Linked DNA regions of Homo sapiens: region 1 is linked to region 2. Evidence: read pairs that join two places in POLR2A ChIA-PET (ENCODE). Cell type or tissue: PC-3. All regions are shown on one strand. Links, peaks and the distances in the headings refer to the core of each region. The heading gives the core; the rest is flanking DNA.

Evidence for each region. ChIA-PET counts read pairs that join two places held together with the same protein. Peaks named below come from ENCODE experiments on the same cell type or tissue, not always from the same donor. Only the 100,000 strongest peaks of a DNase experiment are listed, where the experiment ranks them.
Region 1: POLR2A ChIA-PET joins it to region 2 with 10 read pairs; 1 of 35 experiments calls an interaction of 5 or more read pairs at or near these places.

Annotation. Positions count from the first base shown.
Region 1 is chr17:61,457,454-61,466,814 of GRCh38, forward strand. TBX4 (T-box transcription factor 4) reads left to right here. Exons shown (of 9, transcript NM_001321120.2): 3 at 84-178; 4 at 8,366-8,485. LOC124904042 (a long non-coding RNA gene) reads right to left here and starts at 3,389. Exons shown (of 2, transcript XR_007065872.1): 1 at 2,935-3,389; 2 at 1-794. RefSeq lists enhancers at 5,002-5,664, 6,328-6,989. In PC-3, for the core only: a CTCF peak has its summit at 6,349 (motif pointing right); no DNase peak of the experiment used is centred there; H3K4me3 peaks cover 857 bases.
Region 2 is chr17:61,760,791-61,771,638 of GRCh38, forward strand. All of the region lies in intron 14 of BRIP1 (BRCA1 interacting DNA helicase 1), which reads right to left. Among named protein-coding and RNA genes, the nearest start is that of BRIP1, 97 kb to the right of the region's middle. In PC-3, for the core only: no CTCF peak of the experiment used is centred there; a DNase peak (open chromatin) is centred at 5,921; H3K27ac peaks cover 412 bases.

The DNA of each region.
Region 1 (9,361 bases), core at 3,050-8,049, 300 kb before region 2:
TTCGGGTCTGGTTCTTCTTTCCTCAGGCTCCGCGTGGAGCCCTGGGCCTGGCAGACACAAGTTTCTCTCCCTCCCATCCCCAGACCATCGAGAACATCAAGGTGGGGCTGCATGAGAAGGAGCTCTGGAAGAAGTTCCACGAGGCGGGCACCGAGATGATCATCACTAAGGCTGGCAGGTCAGCGCTGGGAGATTTACTTCCGGGGATGGCGGTGGGGAGCAAGGGGGGCCAGGGAGGTCCCTTAGAAGTCCTCTCGGCCCCGGCCTGGTGGCCTGTGGGAGGCCTCTCTGCCTCCTCGGGCGTCAGTGCCACCTCCCTTCGCAGCTTGGGACTGGGCCGCCAAAGCCCGCAGGGGGCCACCGCAGCCGCGCGGGCCTTGCGGGAAAGACCGAGGGGAGGGGCAGCGCTATGCAAATGAATCCAAACAGGGATCGCGACGCTCAAAAGTCCCAGCTCCAGCACTTTTGGCCCCCTGGGGGGCTGCTTTGCCCTCCTCTCTTTGAGGACCTGAGGAGGTTTCTCAGGAATGCATTGATTGGAGACCCAGAGATGCCTCTCAGCAGATGGGGAGAGGGAAATAGACTATGCTGTTCAGTTTTCATACATTTTCGTGAGTGACTCGAACCCCAAGTTTTTCATCCCAGGGGCGCCGCTCTTCTGTTTCCATCCCCATCTCTGGCCAACGGGAAAGCACTACGTTGGGCTCCGTGTGTGTTGTTGGGGGAGCGGCTCTCGGTGGCTGCCAGAAAAGGATGATTTATAAAGTGGAAACATCTTTAAAATGCGCTGGTGTCTGTGGGAGAGAACAGGGAGGAGAGGATGAGAGGAGGAAGACTCACGGCGGGGGTGGGGGTGAGTGAGAGATTCGCTGGGGCTGGTGGGGTGGGGGCAGGAGTGTGGAGGAGAACGGTTATCAGGTGAAGGTGGATTGCTGTAGACAGAGACGCTGGCAAGTTCAGGTTCAGGAACTCCCTCCCCACCCACTCTATCCCCTGCACATACACACACTTGATTTCTGTCCCTGAGGACAGATTAGGTGTGAAAATGTCCCTTTGCCTGGATGTGTCTCATAATTGGGATTTTGAAGGAATAAGATGATGAAGGCTCAAGTGCCAGGAATTTGGAGTCAGACCACGGTGGGTGAGGGCTGCAGTTCCAACTCAGCTACTTTCATCTGTGCAACCTCAGACAAGGTGCTTAATGGTCTCTGCTCCCTCCCCACTCCATCTGTAAAAGAACAGGTCTTGCCTCATACATTGTATGTAAAGCACCAAGTTCCTGTCACATGCAAGCACACAAGAAGTGCTAGCGAATAATATTAGCAATAATTAGAGAAGTGTCTGGCGTCCCACTCAGTATTTTCTTCTACTTTTTAGAGAACTCAGCTCTGCTGAACCACTTAGTGAATGATAGACTATTCAAAGGAAACAAAAAGCCGGCTGGTTTGCTGTGTGCAGCGTATGGGGTGCTGTGGTCCTTCCTCTCTGCTCCCTGGCAGGCCTTATAAAGTTTCCTTTCTTTTGTTGAGGGTGGAGGTCTGGGCACTTGGCCACCCTCAGGCCTTAGCCAGGGAGGTGGCATCACCACTCAGGGCCTCTATCAGGAGAGAAAGTAGGTTTAGTTTAGGGCTTGAGCTTGCTGTATTTTGGGGATGGAGATAGGGAAGGAAGACACATGAAGGGGCTGGCAGAGGGTGCGACATGGAGCAGGCATTGAGGACAGTGGAAGCCAGGTGTCACAGGCCCTGCCTCTTTCTGGCTGAGTGTACTTGGGCAAGTCACAGTCTCCTTGTAGCTCAGTGGTGTCAGGGAAATGGTGACCGTAGACCTATCTGCTGTCCCTTCCTTTTCTATCACTGTGAAACTCAAACCAGGGAATCACGTGGATGATGGTTGGTAAATGGATAATCCACTTGATCAAGTGCGAAGGGGAATGGGGCTATTTCTTGTGCCTGCTAGTGTGGAAAGAAGGTAAGAAAGAGAAAGGTTCAGAACTGCCATTTTTAGGCAGCAGAAATAACCTTGTCTCTTGAAAATAACTGGCCAGCATGTTCTCTGGGCATGTCTGGCCTTTGGCATTTTAAACAAAGGGCATTTTTGTTTGTTTGTTTTCCTCAGTAGTGTTTCCTGCATCTGCATGGGTCCTCCTCCTCCCTCTCCCAACACATACACTTATACACATACTTCCATAGGTGGCCAGCTTCAGGCAGATGTTTGTGCTTGATCCTAGTTGAGGCTTAGAGATGGACCTTAGGGAATTATGATAATATTTCTAAAATGGCTGTGATGATGTTGGCCAATTATGGATCCATCACAGCCTTTCACTTCTCTGGCAGAAAGTTATCCTTGCACTGGGTCTGGTTCTTAAGAAAATCACTAGTCTCATGCCCCCAACCCCTCACCCCTCACAGACCCCATTTCCTCCTTCATAGCTGCCCCCCTCCTTCAGCAACCACTGTATTGCTCTGATCTACGTTACTCAGGCTGTGGTTCTTCAACATCCTGTCCAGTGCCTCTCCCTGCTCCCCAAATTCTGTGTGCCTCTACTGGAACCCTTCTTGGTACACGTCCATTTGTCAGCCTGGGCCCTGCTGCTAAACCTGGAATCATAGCTTCCTAGATGGCTAGAGCTGGAGGAGAACCAAGAGAACGTAAACCAAACCCCAGAGAAGGGAAGTTAGGCAGTTACCAGGTCCACACAGGAAAACAGATGAGACACCCCACCCCCAGAACACAGCCCCTACTTTGATAAGTTCCCTTGATTGCTTTTTTACGGGGTCCTATTCAGTGTGGATTGTGGCTCTGCCCTAGAGACCCTGGCTGATTAGGGACACGATAACTGCCATCTGGCTGGGTAGGAGCAGGCCCTGGAAAAGGGGAGCCAGAATGTTCTCAAGCCAGGTTGAGTTCTCAGATCACAAGTTTCCTTCCTACCTTAGCCCTTTGGGTCCTTGAGAGTCTTGAAGGTTGACAGAGAGAAGAATCCCTTTCACTGGATAGTGACTTTGAACTGCCAAACAATTTGGCCTGGTGGATAAAATGCCAACCACAGTGGGAGCCACCAGTTTCTGAATACTCAGCGACCTCCATGTCAGGTGTGAAATGGGGGCCACAGCCCTCCGCAGCCCGTCTCAGTCTCTTGGGTCTCTGTGTCCAGAGGGTTCGTGCTGATAGCCGCAGACAGCAGATCCCTCTCTTGGCCTCCCCACATCCCTGCCAAGCTTGATACATGTGAGAAACTGCATTTTCTCCCAAACATAGATAAAAGTGAGCTCCACAAAAAAATTTAAATATAAACCTCCCCAAAATGAAAATTGCCTAACTGTCTCACTGCCCTACTCCTAGGTCAGGGTTTTGCCACCAGATAAATCTCCACTATCAGCCTTCATAGCCTGTTGAGTTCAATGTTGCTTGTGTTAGTGACAGTGAATTTGCGTTTGAAAAATGAACTACCGATGAGAACTCCTGTTGAACCTGTATTGTTTGTTATTCTGAGGCAAGGATTTGGCCCGGCTTAATCCGGGGCTTCAAAGCCAATTGCCCTCACTCTGTATACAGAGCGTCAGAGCCCAGTGGCGTGGATGATAAGAGAAGTAAGGGTTGAAGACACTGGGAAAGTGGGTTGGGGAGAGAGTGCTTTGATCTCTTTTTAAAGTATTTTCTGAAAGCAAAAGTCTATCAGAAGGAAGTGCCTTTAAAAAAAATCTAAGAGAAGCAACCGATCTTCCAAAACAACATCCATTCCACACACTCTCACCCCTGCCCCTCCCTCAGGGAAAAGATTTCTTAAATATGCTTTGGGTGAATTAGAAAACTGTGTGTGTATGCCTCTATGTATGTGTGTGAAACGTGGAAATCGATTTATTATCTTCAAAATCAGAACTCACTTGGCTACAGAAGGCTTGGTCTCAGTGTAGGTGGCACCAGCAGCCCCACTCCTAACCCCAGCCTTGGATGCTGGGCCCTGGCCTCTTCCCCGTACACCCAGGATTCCTCCTGAAAAGCCCCCACGGACATCAGGGTTGGAGAAACAAAGGGTTTTAAGGGGACCCCTGCCATTTCACTGCTGTAGGGTTCTTTTCAGACTCTGAGCTCCAAGGCGCCTGTGTATGTGTACACACATATATAATTTTTAACCTAAATGTATTGAAGTGGAACATTCCTACAGAAGAGTCCACAGGTCTTAAGGGTGCAGCTTTACAGACTTGCACAAAATAAACACACTCGTGTAACCTTCATCCAGATAAAGAAATAGATCATCACCACCACCGCCCCAGAATCCTTCTTGTGTGCCTGCCCAGTCAGAGCCATCCCCACCTTTGAAACCGCTCTCTAGACTTCTGACCCCTTCTGGCTGGTGTTCCCCTACATTAAGGGAGGGTCCGTGTAGCTGTTCCTGGAGTCCCCAGGGACCTCCGAGAAAGTCGGGGCTGCAGCGGGGTTGGGGCTTGGGGGACCCTCCAGGTGGAGAGAATCTAGGGGTATCCCCTAGTCTCTGTCCCTTTCCCCAGGAAAGGGGCTGAGAGTAAGCGCCTTGAATTTGGCCACCGCTTTGGCCGGGGAGCTCCCGCGGCTCTCGCAGCGCAGCTAGAACTTGCGTGTTCCCTCAGCAGTGAGTTCGCAGTTACGGGTTTGTTGCCAGAATTAAAAAAGCCCCAAACCCTTGCCCCGCGCCCCGCGCGCCTCCAACACCGAGAAACGTCCGAGGAAGCTTATCTTAGCAGTTCATTCTAAAGCCATTTCCGAGTATGAATAGATAAAGGCTCCAGCTCCGCACCCTTTCAGAGCCTGTTTCATGATCAGAGGAGAAGCCCCGGGCTTTCATCTCCTCCCGGGCCGGCGAGCAGGCGGCTTGTTTATTCCCCTGGCGGAGCCGTTTCCGCGTGTGCCGTGGGGAGGGCGGGGGAGCCCCCATCTGTCTGGGGGCGCGGGAGCCCGACGGCGCGAGGGGAACTGGGGGAGCATGGAGAGGGCGCTTGGGGCGCGGAGAGAAGGTGCGGGGCACGTGGAAAGCGTGCCGAGGGGCTGGGAAGAGGGAGGGACAGGAGGACGGGGTGGGAGCAGGGAGAGGGTAGGGGGCATAGGGAGAGGGTGCAGGGAGGGGAGAGGGGGAGCGCGCAAGGAGGGGGCTGGCTGGGGCGGACCCAGAGGTAGAGCGCAGAGTGCCCGGGACAGGCGGGCTTCACCGCCAGCGCTGGTGGCAGGGCCTGCGTGGACACAGGCGGCACACACAGTGTCTTCCTTCTTGGTCACCTCCCCCACCCCAACACACAAACAGGGAGGCGTTGCTTTCCACCGTAGGGTGTTGGTTTTCAGGTACATTCTATGTCATAAATCACAGAAACAATTTACATCTCACTCCATCATTTCAAACCTTTCATGAGAGAGGCAGAGCTCACAGGAAGTCACAGCTCCCAAACCCAGCCTGGCCTCTGTCGCCTGAGGCATGCCACGCTGGGGAACACCCCCAAGTCAGGCGTCTAGGCACCAACTTTAGTCCCTTCAAGAACCCAAGGGCAGATGCCCAAGGGGCCTTGAATTCTCCCCTCGACCTGGGCAGGAAGCCAATGGAGGGGACAGAGGGGGCCTCACTTTCACAGGCAGCCCTTTCCCAACGCTGGGTGGACCCTTCCTCCTTCTGGAGCCACCTAGGCAGGGAAACGGTAGTGCTTAGGGCCCCCCACCCCACCCCAGAGTGGGTTCTGCATGGCTCAGAAGCAGTCCCCCAACTAGACCCTGCCAAGACCTAGACATCTGTTGCATTGAAGGCAATGGAACTCCCTGAGGCAGTTCAGGCCACAGCAGAGGGCTTTTGAACTCCCCATTCAGACCAGACATCCTACGTCCCTGTCCCTCGGCTTCTGAGCGCTGCTGCCTTAGGTAGAGGGGAATTGGTGGGCAGGGGAGGCGAGGCTGGGAGGTACTCCCCTTCCCTGTGCCGACGCCCACATCTCCTTATCAGTCAGGAATCTGGCCTACGATCAGCTTCCAGCAGGGGCCAGGTCCCAAGACACCAGCTGGGGCTGCAGAGAACAGGCTCCTCAAAGGCCTTCCAGAAAGCACTTAGTTAGTGTCAGCCTGGCCCCCTGGGCTGTGGAAATGAAGCCCAGCAGGGAGAAGGAGAGGGGAAGGCCAGGGCCCCTTAGCCTCCTCTCAGCCTAGGCTATGACGCGTGCCAAAGTGGCAGTGAGCCCTTCGCTCCTGGCCCCCTATGTGGACACTGGCCCTGGAGGGAAGCCATGGCTGCCCTCTGCTGTTGCCACCTGGAATGATGACAGGAAACAAGCTGAGTGCAGGCCCCCGGTGCCAGGCCAGCCCAAGTATGGCCAGGGCTGCCCCATTTTGTGGCTGTTTCTGTGGCAGTTACAAAATGGTGGCCTGCAGGGGGCGGGATTCTTGGCCTTACCCCAGGGAAGGGGGAGGTGAGGCAGCTGCTGCCCTCCCTGCTTCAGCTGTTGGCCCACCAGGAGAGAGGCAGGGCCGGGAAAGGGTGGTGCAAGATCCAGCTGCGCCCCCAGGCCCCATAGGGGGGCTGGTAAGCAGGAGGCAGGGTTGGGTTCCTGAGCCCCTCACTTCCCCCATTCCTGGAGAGGGGGTGGGGTGGGTATTTGAAAATGCTTTCAATTGACATCTGAGACAAATTCTTCCACAAGGTTTATAAGTCCCTAGACTTGCAGCTAGAACTTCCCTCCTCCCTCCAGGCACGCACACATCCACACATGCGCACTTGCACACCGCTCACATGCGCCTGGGCACACACACCCCACATCCCCACGTCCCCGCCCTGCAGTGCTTGCACAGGCCTCTCCTCCAGCAAGAGAGGGGCACAGGCGGGGCTGGGTGGGGCGTGGGCTGGCAAGGAAGTGAACCCTCCACCTCGGTCGGGGTCCTCGCCTGGGCTTAGGGCCCGCCAGCTTATAGAGGCCTTGATCCTTTCTGGAAGCCCTGTTCTGTCCAGGTAAGCTGGTGCCCCTGGTGACAAAATAGGGGCCTCTGATCAGCTGTTTGTGGCATCTTGGACAGCTTCTCCAGGGTCCCGTACTGTCTTGGGTTAGTGAGAGGCAGAGAACCACCTGATGGTTGTCCCAGAGTGGACCAGCCGGGCAGTGGCACAGCTCAGTGGGGCTTAGTGTCTTCACTGTGTCTTCAGCTAGGTTTGGATCCTGTTTCTCTTGGGGAACACCTTTGTGGAAGATCAGCTGGGGTGGGGGATGGAGTCTGAGGAGGATCGTGGGAAGTTCCGTTCTTCCCTCTGGTGAAGTCAGGGACCTAGTGACTAGGGGAGGGAGCTGTGCCCAGAGCGTTTGTGTATGCGCTGTGCTGTTGTGTGTGCGTATGTGCTGAGGGGTGTGCGGAAGCCCCCTCTAGAATGTGCCTCGAACCTCAGGGCCCTTGACAGCCTCAGCATGGGCTGCAGGAAATGACAAACTTTCTGGGTTTTGGTGAATCCATTTTCACAGAAGTAGGTCATACCACTTCTCCATTTACTTTGCTGAGGGAGGAGTGCAGCAGGGGTCCGTGGTAATTCACGCAGCAATCTATGAGATAGGTGGTAATGTTATCCTCATTTTAGAGATAAGGAAACCAAGGCACAGAGAGGTTCAAGCAAGTTGCCTAAGGCTTATCAGTGGGGTCCAGGCTGTGACCATGGCAGGTGGTTTCAGAATCCATGCCCTCTCTTATCCATGAGGCTCCTGGACCGACTTTCCCCTGATACTCAGGGTGCACAGGTCCAGGTGAGGTGTTCACAGGGAGAAGTACCCCCGATAGACACACTGGAAGAACCCAAACCTAGCAGGGTTTTGGACAGCAGTCTCCTGTTTTCCTGCAAGCTGGTTTTAGGCCTAAGGATTTCCACAGAGGCATGACCCAGAGGAGGCAGCTCATTATTTATGGAAGCAGCTGACGGGGGTTTCCGTCCCCCTATAACTGCACCCCAGAACTTCACTTGTGTGTGGGCTGGCAAAGGACAGGAGGGAAATTAAGGCAGCAAGGTTGGCGTCAGAATCTGCTCCCACAATCCTGACTGGGGTCTCTGTGCTTCAGCTGCTCATGGGCACTAGCCCCAAGTCTTAGGGGATTATGGGGGAGGGGATAAGTGAATTTGGGAAATGGTGTAAACTCTCCTCCTAGACACAGACTGATAGCTGCAGGGGCTCAGAGACAGCAGCCAGTGCCACCTTTTCACTGTGCAGCTCGGGCAGAGGGGGAAGTGAGTTGTGCAGGTCACACAGCTGTGACCAATGCCAGGATCGCTGGCCAAAAGGGCAGCATCTGTTAGCGGCCTTCTGCCCCCTTGCTCACTCTGTTCCATCTCTCCTGGTGCTCTGTCCACACGCTCCGCCTCACCCCTCGGCTCCCCCAGGAGGATGTTCCCCAGCTACAAGGTAAAAGTCACAGGCATGAACCCCAAGACCAAGTATATCCTGCTGATTGACATTGTCCCTGCCGATGACCATCGCTACAAGTTCTGTGACAACAAATGGTAAGTGGACCCTGACCGCATCACCCACGTTCCCTCAACTGCCCACTTGCCACGCCCCCACCTAGTGTTTTGTCCGGGGGATTTCTTAGCTACCTGAGTGACTGCCCAGGTCTGCAGGCTGGAGTCCACTGCCTGGAACTGGCTGTGCGGAGGCTGAGGTGGTCAGCGAATGTCTGCATGCCTGCTTCAGGTGGGGCTGGGTTTGGGCTGAAAAGCAGCTGCGTGTTTGGGAGTTTGGTGGATCGCAAGGGTCTGTACTCTCCTTATGGCCGTGGGTAGTCAGGACTTGGTAACTATGCTGTCAGGTGACAGACAAATCATTAACACTGGCCAGATTTAGACTGTCAGTGCTTCACTGTGGGGAAGATGGGAGCAGTTCTCTTGGGGACTTTAAGGGCAAGCCATTACCTGCTGTGTGGGGGCACTCGCCTGTTTCTCCATGTTCTCCTTGGCTTCAGGCCCCTCCAGCCATCCAGACGAAGTGAGGCTCCACCAGGGGGTTGGTGGATGGGACCCTTTGGCAAGGGGCTGGGAGACATAGAGAGGTAAAGGGACAAAACCAAAAGGGGCCAGGTAAATAAACGCTGGGCTACCTTTCATGAAGCCAACTCCTTAGTCCCTGACTGCCTGGGAGCTCGGAACAGCGCTCCAGGAGCGAGCAGCCAGCCAGGACACTGGGCTCCGTGGCAAGTGAGCCACAGAGCTGGAGAGATTGGGCCGAGCAGGCAGGATTTGGTGGCCACGTCCTGGCAAGGGCCATGTTTCTGTTTCTTCTCCCTCTCTGGGCTAGAACTCAGAGCAGGCTCTGGCTGCGGGGAGAGCTACCAATTAATTTCTTACCATTGTTTTGGGGACAAGCCTTTTGAGAGTTGTCTA
Region 2 (10,848 bases), core at 3,529-8,528:
ACCTGTTGGCTCACTGCTGAATTCTACCTAACAGTTAAAGAACTAATACCAATCATTCTCAAATGCTTTCAAAGAAGTTGAAAAGGAGGATATACTTCTAAATTCTTTTTACATGACCAGCATTATCACCCTGATACCAAGGCCAGATAAGGACAATACAAGAAAAGAAAACTGTAGGCCAATATCCTTGATAAATAGAAAAGCAAAAATCCTCAACAAAATACTAGCAAACCAAATTCAACAACACATTAAAAGAACAATTCAACATGATCAAATGGGATTTATCACTGGATGGAAAGATAGTTCAACATATGTAAATCAATAAATGTATACAGCACATTAATAGAATGAAGGACAAAAACCATATGATCATCTCATTAGATGTAGAAAAATCATTTGACAAAATTCAACATCCTTTCCTGAGAAAAACTTTTACTAAATTAGGTATAGAAGAAATGTACTGCATATTTGGCCAATAAAGGCCAAATATGATAAGACCACACTTAACATTATATTCAATGGTGAAAAAATTGAAAGCCTTACCTCTAAGATCTGGAACAAGACAAGGATGCCCACTTTCACTATGTCCACTTAACACAGTACTGAAGTCCTTGCCAGAAAAATTTAGAAAGAGAAAGAAATAAAAAGCATCCAAATAGAAAAGAAAAAAGTGAAACTGCCCCTGTTTGCTGAAGACATAATCTTATATATAGAAACCCCTAAAGACTACAACAAAAAACTGTTAGAACTAATAAATGAATAAATACAGTAAACTTGCAGGATACAAAATCAACACACAAAAAATCAGTAGCATTTCTATATACTAATAACAGACTATCCAAAAAAGAAATTAAGAGAACTCCTTTTACAATAGCTACCAAAAAGAGAGAGAAAGAAAGAAAGAAATTTAACCAAGGTGAAGAAAGGCTTGTACGCTGAAATCTATAAAATGTTGATGAGAGAAATTGTAGAAGATACAAGTAAATAGCATGATATTCTTTGCTCATAGACTGGAAGAATATTGTTAAAATGTTCATATTACCCAAAGTGACATATTGATTCAATGTAATCTCTATCAAAATTCCAATGTCATTTTTCATAGAAATAGAAAAAAGAATCCTAAATTTCATATAGAGCCACAAGAAGCTTTGAATAGCCATGGCAGTCATGAGTAAAAAGAACAAAAATGGAGGCATCACACGACCTGATTCCAAACCACACTGCAAAGCTATAGTAATTAAAACAGCATGGTATTGGCATAAAAAACAGCCACAGTGACCAACGAAACAAAGAGCACAGAAAGAAACCCATGTATGTGCTCAACTGATTTTCAACAAAGGTGCCAAGTATACACAATGGGAAAAAAAGACTCTCTAAAAATGGTGCTAAGAAAATTAGATATCCACATGCAGAAGAATGAAAATGGACCCTTATCTCACAATATTTAAAAAAAAACTCAAAATGAATTAAAGATTTAAACCCAAGAACTGAAACTGTAAAACTACTAGAAGAAAACAGAGGGGGGAAAACTACATAACATTGGTTTAGGCAATGATTTTTTGGATTTGATCCCAAAAGCACAGGCAACAAAAGCAAAAATAGGCCAATGCAATTACAACAAAGAGAAAACAATAAACAAAGTGGCAACCTACAGATTGGGAGAAAATATTTACAAGCTATATATCCAATAAGGAGTTAATGTCCAAAATATATAAGAAACTCAAACAACTCATTAGCAAGAACACAAATAACTCAATTTAAAAATGGGCAAGGGATTTGAATAGACATTTCTAAAAGAAGACAACAAATGACCAACAGATACATGAAAAAATGCTCAAAATCACTAATCATTAGGGAAATACAAATTAAAACCATGATGAAACATTACCTTATGCCTGTAACAATGGCTACTGTCAAAAAGATGAAAGATAACAAAGTGTTGGTGAGGATGTGGAGAAAAGGGAAGCCTTGGACACTGTTGGTAAGAATGTAAATTAGTACAGCCATTATAAAAAACTGAATGGACATTACTCAAAACACTCAAAACAGAATTACCTTATGATCTAGCAATCTCACTTCTGAGTATTTACCCCTAAAATTTGAAGTCAGTTTGCAGAAGAAATATCTACACTCCCTCGTTCACTGTAGCATTGTTCATTTGGCTGGAATTGGAGAACATTATGCTAAGTGAAATAAGCCAGGCACAGAAAGATAAATGTCTCATGCCCTTACTTTACGTGGCATCTAAAACAACTGAACTCAAAGAAGTGACAGTAAAATGGTAGTTACCAGAGTCTGGGGCAACCACCCTTCTACTTTCTATCTCTGAATTTGACTACTCTAAGTACCTCATATAAGTGTAATAGTGTATTTGCCGTTTTTATGACGAGCTTATTTCACTTAGTCTAATGTCCTCCAGATTCATCCATGTTGTAGCATGAAAAGAAATACCCATTTATTATCTCACAGTCTCTGTAGGTCAGAAGTCCAGACACAGGGCAGCTGGTATGGGAATGTGGGGAAGGTTGTGCATGTGTCGGGTAAAGGGGTATATGAGAGCTGTCTATACTGTCCACTCAATTTTGCTGTGAACCTAAAACTGGTATAAAAAATACCATGTGACCTATGGTATTCTCTACATTGAGCTGCTATCTGTAGAATCTTTTCCTTGATGACTTTTTTCCTTTATGATCTCTCATGTTAGCATGACTTCAAGCTAACATTATCTACACTAGGCAAGCAAGGTGAATCTTATTTCTAAAAACTCCTCAGAAATAGTACTTTGTACAAAGGCAAACAACCAACGCACTGATATGAGCTCTAACCATTCATTCACCATGTCCTGTAGAGACTGATGTATCTTTTGAAAGACTTTTCAAAAATGCAATAACCCTTGAGTTAACTAGATATCTTAAAATCGAAGGCTAGAGATTGGGAGAGTTCGCTTCTATAATTTGCATCTGCTGTATATTTGAGAATATATAAAATACAAGAACCCAAATAGATGGGTGAAACTCTTAAAATGTTAAAATCGTAGCTAGAAGTTAGAAACCTGTGTAAGCCATATTAAAGAGATAAAGTAAGTACAGCATTTCTCTATGAACATAGATGAAAAAGGATGGAAAGACACTAGATATTCAAGATACACTACATATACATGAGGTATCAAATATCCAAGATACATTAAATATATCTGAGGCATATAAAATACTACCCAATATCCATAAAATCTTATTCAGCCACCCATTGGTGACACCCATTCTGGCTCCATGTATCCTCTGCCCAAGAAAGGCAAATAAAATACATTGTAGCTCAGCAGGCAAACTGATGGACTACAGCTGTGGCCAAGTGCATTTGCGCTGGCCTTACTCTAATAAAGTGTGTCAATTGTGCATCTGTTGGGTCCCCTTGCATAAACCTCATTTCTAGTCTCTGTAAGCACACCATCAGCAAAGGAGAGCTGATGTGGAAAAGAGAAAGACAAGACATAAACATTGCACAGCCCAGGATTTAGGTAGTGTGGTCCTTCCACCCACTTACATTGTATTCACATGTTAACCTACCCTCAACTCTCTCCCCTTGCCTCCCACTGTGTGTTTTAACTATCTTTACTAAACTATATGATTCAAGCATCCCAATGTGGTGTCACTTTTTTGTCCCATGACCTCTGGGATAAGTATATTTGGAGACTACCACTGCATCAAGTTAACGTCCCTCCTGACACCACACAAATCATCTAAATTCAAAAGGTGCCAATATGAAACTGTCAGCCAAAAAGGAAAATCAATTGGTTGCTATTATGAAGATTAACTGGGTAGATATTAAAGATTGTAACCAAGATGAAACAACTAGAACCTCCAAGTTTTTCTAGTCCATATCAAGCTCAAAAATTGCTTTAATATGTAAAATGTACAGTAAATTAATCATAAGTTATATTTAACTAATTTGTCTGTCATTTCCCAAAAGTGCTTCCTATATTTATCCTTACATCCATGAAAAATAGTTTAGAACTAAGGGGGTGGGGGGAGCACAGGGAGTTAGGATGAATTCAGCTTCTAAATTTGCTACTTGATCCCTGCCTGCTATGGTTTGAATGTCCCCTCCCAAAGTCATGTTAAAATGTAATTGTCATTGTAACAGTATTAACAGGTGCAGCATTTAAGAGACCATTAGGCCAGAAAGGTTCTGTCCTCATGGATGGGTTTAATGCCTTTAAAAAATAAAGGAGCTTTTTCTTTCTGTGTCACTTGCCCTTTCACCTTTCACCTCGAGATGATGGAGCAAGAAGGCCCTTACTAGATGCTGGCAACTTGATACTTGGACTTCTTAGTCTCCAGAATTGTGAGAAATAAATTTATTTTCTTTCTGTCCAGTCTGTGGTATTCTGTTATAGCATCAAAAAATTGACCAAGACACTGCCTTCTCAAACTAAGTTACCTGGACATCCTTGACTCTAGTTTAATCTTAACTTCTCTGCCTTTATTCTCCCTAGATTTTTCACTTAAAAATTATAATACATATACATACATAAACACACACATACACATATACACATACATATGTATGTGTGTGTGTGTGTGTGTATATATTATATATATATATATATATATATATATATATATATATATATATATTTTTTTTTTTTTTTTTTTTTTTTTTTTTTGAGACAGAGTTTCACTCTTATTGCCCAGGCTGGAGTGCATGGCGTGATCTTGGCTCACTGCAACCTCCGCCTCCTGGATTCAAGCAATTCTCCTGCCTCAGCCTCCCAATTAGCAGGGATTACAGGCATGTGCCACCATGTCCGGTTAATTTTGAATTTTTAGTACAGACGGAGTTTCACCATGTTGGCCAGGCTGGTCTTGAACTCCTGACCTCAGGTGATCCACCCTCCTTGGCCTCCCAAAGTGCTGGGATTACAGGCATGAGCCAGCATGCCCAGCCTAATCAATATATTTTTATAAAGCTTTTTTGAAACCAGATGTGATACAAATATATTCATGTTATTTATAGAAAGTACATAAATGACTATATTCATGCACACACACACACACACACACACACACACACAGAGCAAAAAACAACTTGGTTATTAAATTGTTACTTTCCAACTGCCCTACTATTTTCATTCAATTGTTAAAGCAGCTTTTTAACATCCTCTTTCAGAGTAGCTCTTATATCTATCTTCCTAACAGTTTAGCTCATAATCAAAAACAAATGTGAAAAGCAAACATAAATATAGGTATACCAATATGTAGGTATTTTTATATAAGTGCATATTGTTCTAAATAAAAATAATAGGTCAAATTAATATTTATCAGATCAACTATATTTCAAACAGTAGAATACTATTACGAGGATAGCATTGAACTAGAAAATCAGGAGTTCTAAGGCAAATGCTTTCACTAATTAAATGTATGACCTTAGCCATATGAATTGTCTACTCAGAATGTAGTATGTGCCCAGTAAATGTTTGTCAAATGAATAAACAAAGGAACAAACAAAGGAATACTTTTTGTTTAATAACCAAGAGCAGAAGTTCTCAAGAACTACATCTAACCTGAGAGATATACAACCTCTCTACCACATCCCAAAGCCTCAATGGCATAATGATTCTTTCTATTTAACACTGTAGAAAAAAATATTTCTTCAAAAGGCTCAGTTGATCACTTAAAGCAAATTTATATCTATAGAAATTTCAGCCTTCTACACGAGGGGAAAAAAAACACTTTTTAATGTAGCAATTTAGTTTCTCCTTTAGGTTAAGTGCGGTACAGCTTTAAAAATGAGAACCAAAACAAACTAGTAGCACTGCAAATTTCTTAACATACAAATTTAGTGCTGAACAATACTTTAAAAAACTACAGCTAGAGAGTGAACAGGAATGTTTGCATTTTATTCCTCATCTGACATTCAGTGATGAATGTAAAATATGCCCTCAGGGAAAATGGTTTATACATATTACTCATAAAGATGTATTTTTTTTTAAGTCGAAGTCTGTATTGTATGAATAAAAAGATCCAACTTGTTACTTTGGCACCAGAGAGTCTCTTTTCAAAATGATTTAATAGAAAAGTTTCTATTCTCTTTATATGGACAGAAACTTCTCTGTCCATATAAAGAGTTTAGAAACTCTTCTACCCATAAAAATGAATTTCAGAGAGTTCTAAAGCAATGCTGCTACTACTTAAATAACAACAGAGTCAAAATCAAATTTATCTTAGTGGAAGAATGGCATTCCTCCTAGTTACCATAAACTATTGGTCTGAAAGAATGTGGGGAAAAAAACTAGATGAACAACGTTCTCACTCTTACCCTTAAACAAATGCTGCAGTTTACATCAAAAGAATATTAGTTTTTACTCAGTGAAAGAGTAAAGTTTTGAGTAAATCACCCATTCCAATTATCTAGTACAGGAAGAAAACTGGCCATTAAATATAAGGGGGAAGAAATGACCACTAAAATGTATGGTTTGAAAAACTTTAGACATATATTTTTCTTTTTTAGAGATAGGGTCTTGCTATTGGCCAAGCTGGAGTGCAGTGGTGTGATCACAGCTCACTGCAGCCTCAAACTTCTGGGCTCAAGCGATCCTCCCATCTCAGCCTCCTAAGTAGCTGGGACTCACAACACCACACCTGGCTGATATTTTTTGTTTTGTTTTTTTAAACACTGGGTCTCTCTATGTTACCCAGGCTGGTCTTGAACATCTGGCCTCAAGTGATCCTCCTATCTCAGCCTCCCAAATTGCTGGGATTATAGGCTTCTGCACTGGGCCTAGACTTCTACCATATGTTTCTTTCTTTCTTTTTGATTTTTAGTAGAGATGAGGTTTCACCATGTTGCCCAACCTGATGTCAAACTCCTGAGCTCAGGCAATCCACCCACCTTGGCCTCCCAAAGTGCTGGGATTACAGGTGTGAGTCACCGCACCTGGCCCTTATCCTATGTTTCTTTTATGAAACTCTGCAACCAGTCTTTACATTACATTTTCACACATGCCAAGCTAAACTCTGTGATTATGAAAATATTTTCTGTGCCTTTGCTAATACATGTCTCCTTGGTCCAGAATATTATATTCCTCACTCCCACATCTACCAGTAGAAATCTATCCACCTTTCTTTAATACCCACTGAAATATCAACCACCTCCTCTAGGAAACTCCTCTGCTTCATTCAATCACATGTGATCTCTTCCTACTCTTAATTCCATTATCATTCTTCTTAATCTCTCTAATGATTACAAATTTTGTCAAATAATGCAAGGATGTGTACACTTATTTTATACCACAACCCAAACTGAAATCTTCTTGAAGAGACAGTAACTTGTTTATTTTTGAATCTTTAACAGGACTTAGTGCAGTCCTCCGCACAAAGTATGTACTCAATAATGATTTCTTCAATGGATTAAGTAAATAAAAATAAATGTGAAGTAAAGTTATGAGATTTCTCAGGAAGATCTTAAATATAATATAAGCAAGGCTCTCAATATAAATATTTTGGTATTTTAAAGAAATTCAACTAAAGATATTTAAAGTTCTTTCTCAATACAAAATAAGTATTAGTATATGGAATTAGGCTGTATTGCTCTACGGGAAATCACAGGAATTTTAGTTTGCAGTTCTAAAATACCTCTAACTTCAAAGGCAGTAAGAAAGACTTGGAACAATAAGAGTTAGTCTCCATCCATTCGTGTGTTTATTCATCAAGCATTTATGGAAAGATTATTATGTGCAGTTGTGATGCCTTTGCTACCTAAATTTCATAAATATCATTTCACTTCTATTAATATTTTCATATGCCATAGTCACAAATCTTTATTCTAATGGTTCTTCCTAACCTTTTTCTTACCCTGATAAATTAACCCCTGTGATAAAAAGTTTATGATAGCCCCTAAGATTCCTACTCCCTATATACAACCTGCATAAACTTCTCCCCGTTGTGAGATAAAAATAAGACTTTACTTCCATGATTAGATTATATTATGTAGTAAAGATGAGGGGATTTTATGAACGTAATTAAGGTCTACCTCAATTGATTCTGAGTTAATCAAAAGGGAGATTATCTTGGGTGGACCTGACTTAATCAGGTAAAAGTCCTTAAAAGATACAATGCACCCCTACAGAAGAGACACCTTTGTTGGCTTTGAAGAAGGAAAAAAAAAAGTAGTAGTAGTAATAAGCTGCCACGTTGTTGAGAGGGCGATATGACTAGGACCTGAATGCAACCTTTAAGACCTAAGAGTCATCCTTAGCCAACAGCCCGCAAAAGACTGGGTATCTCACTCAGTCCTACGACTACAAGGGATAAATTCTGCAAACAAACTGAGGGACCCTGGAAGCTAATCTTTCCCCAGTCAAGCCTTTAGTGAGACCACAACCCCAGTTGACTCTGCTGGGAGCCTTGTAATACACTGAGAAGAAAAACCCAGATAAGCCATGCCCAGACTCCTGACCCACAGAAAGAGTAAGATGATAAATGTGTACTGTTTTACGGTGCTAATTTTGTGGTAATTTGTTATGCAGCAACATAGAACTAATACAACCCATCTAATTATATTTCAATCCTGGTTCCTCATGTCCCCCTGAAATGAATTCTAATGTAGGCTTTCTGTCTTCTGCATGGTCAGTATCAAACCCCTCTGAAATGAAAACTAGATGGCATAATATTAATACATTTAATAACTGTAGTCACTGTACTATGTGAGAATTGACAACGGTACTGACAAAAGATTATAATAATGTGCTAGTTTGCTCTTATGACTAGATTCTGAAACTCAGTAGCAAATTTATTTTTGCCAATTTTATTGGACTTCTGATTTCAGCTCCAATATGTAAAGAACTGGAAGTCATCACACCTGTTTTACAACAGAAAAAAGTTAAACAAACTAAAAATCAATTACTTTTCTGGGATCCATCTGAGAACTGAGGTCACAAGGCAAACTGCCACCCTGAAATCTGGAGAGACAGGTAAATACAGAGAATCAAGATATGCTTACTGGGACAGCGGCCACTAAAACATAAATTGACAGAAATAGTTAAAAGATAATATTGATGAATTGCTGGAGATAAAATGTGAACTAGTTTATAAGTGAGAAACTCCTAGGGGCTGCAGTCTTGCCAGGGGGCCCACAATTTTTAAGACATTACCTCTAAAAATCCCACCAGGTTCCCACAGTAAAGAGCCAAGAAAAACCCTACTGTTTCGGGCAGGAGGAGGGAAAAAAACAACCATTTTGAAATACGTTCAACGCATTCTCTAAAACAATGGCCAGTCTGCCAGTAAGGAAGATTTTACCAGATCCTTATCCAACATGAGGGAAGGGATCATTTCCTAAACTGCAGCTCCCTGCCATCTAATCTTATGATATGAATGAAGAGCTCAGAAACACTTGTGAAGGTCACAGGCAAGGGACACAGTCATGCTAAAAGACTGAGACATAATCATAGGATTAGAAGATGCTTCCTGTTCCCCATACCTTACCACCACATCAACAGGGCTCCAGTATAACAGCAGAGGATTACAACAGAGAGAGACAGCTGCAAGGCTCAGATTCTATTTAAGAATAAGTTTTTAGGGACATTGGAGAGTAACTCAAGTCCACATTAAGAATTAATTAAAGAGCACTGGTCAAGATAACTACAAGGTAGTTATAAAAGACAGTATAAAATGTGTTTTAACATAGATACAAAAGACAATATAAAATGTATTCTGTTTTTAATTTTTTTTATCTGATTTGAAAGTCAGTTGCAAAAGGTAATAATTGTAAATCTGTGTTGAGAGACATACAATGTGTAAAGATGTAATTTTTATAATAATGACACAAAGAAGGTAGGATTAAAAAAACAGCTACATAGGATTAAAGCTTCTGCATTCTATTGAAAATTAAATTAGTATTAATCCAAACTACATAAGATGTTAAATATAATTCCTAGGACAACCACTAAGAAAATAACTAAAAAATACACAGTAAAAGAAAAGCCAAGGGAATTAAAGTGACACATTAGAAAAATTTAAATGGCACACTAGAAAATATCTATCTATTAGATTCAAAAGGCAATGATAGAGAAATAGAGGGGGAAAAGGCACCAGATATACAGAAAACAAACAGCAAAGTGGCATTTGTAAACACTACCTTAGCACTAATTACATTAAACGTAAATGGAGTAAACACTCAAGTTAAAAGGCAGAGATAAGCAGAATGAATTTTTCAAATGCTCCAACTATATGCTGTCTATAAGAGACACACTTTAAATTTAGACACAAATAGGTTGAAAGTAAAAGGAATGTTATTCAGCCATAAAAAGGAATAAAGTATTAATTCATCCTATAATGCTGAACATGGAAACATTACACTATGTGAAAAAGCCAGACACAAAAAGTCACATATTGTATGATTCAATTTAGATGAAATGTTCAGAAAAGGCAAATCTATAGAAATAGCAGATTAGTGGATACTAGGGAATAGCAGGTAAGAGTAGGCAGTGACTGTTAATGAGTTAGGAGTTTCTTTTTGGGGTCAGAAAAATATTCTGGAATTAGACAGTGGTGATGATTACACAACTTTGTGAATATACTAAAAATGACTCAATGCAAAAATGCGCAAAGAATTTGAATAGGCATTTCTCTAAAGAAGATGTCTGAATTACTAATAAGCACATGAAAATATACTTAACATCACTAGTCATCAGGGAACTGCAAATCAAAACCACAAGGAGATACTACACTTTATACCCATTTGAAAGGCTATTATCAAAAAAAACATAAAATAACAAGTATTGGCAAAAATGTGGAAAAATTGGAATCCTTGTGCACTGCTGATGGGAATCTAAATTATGCATTGACTATA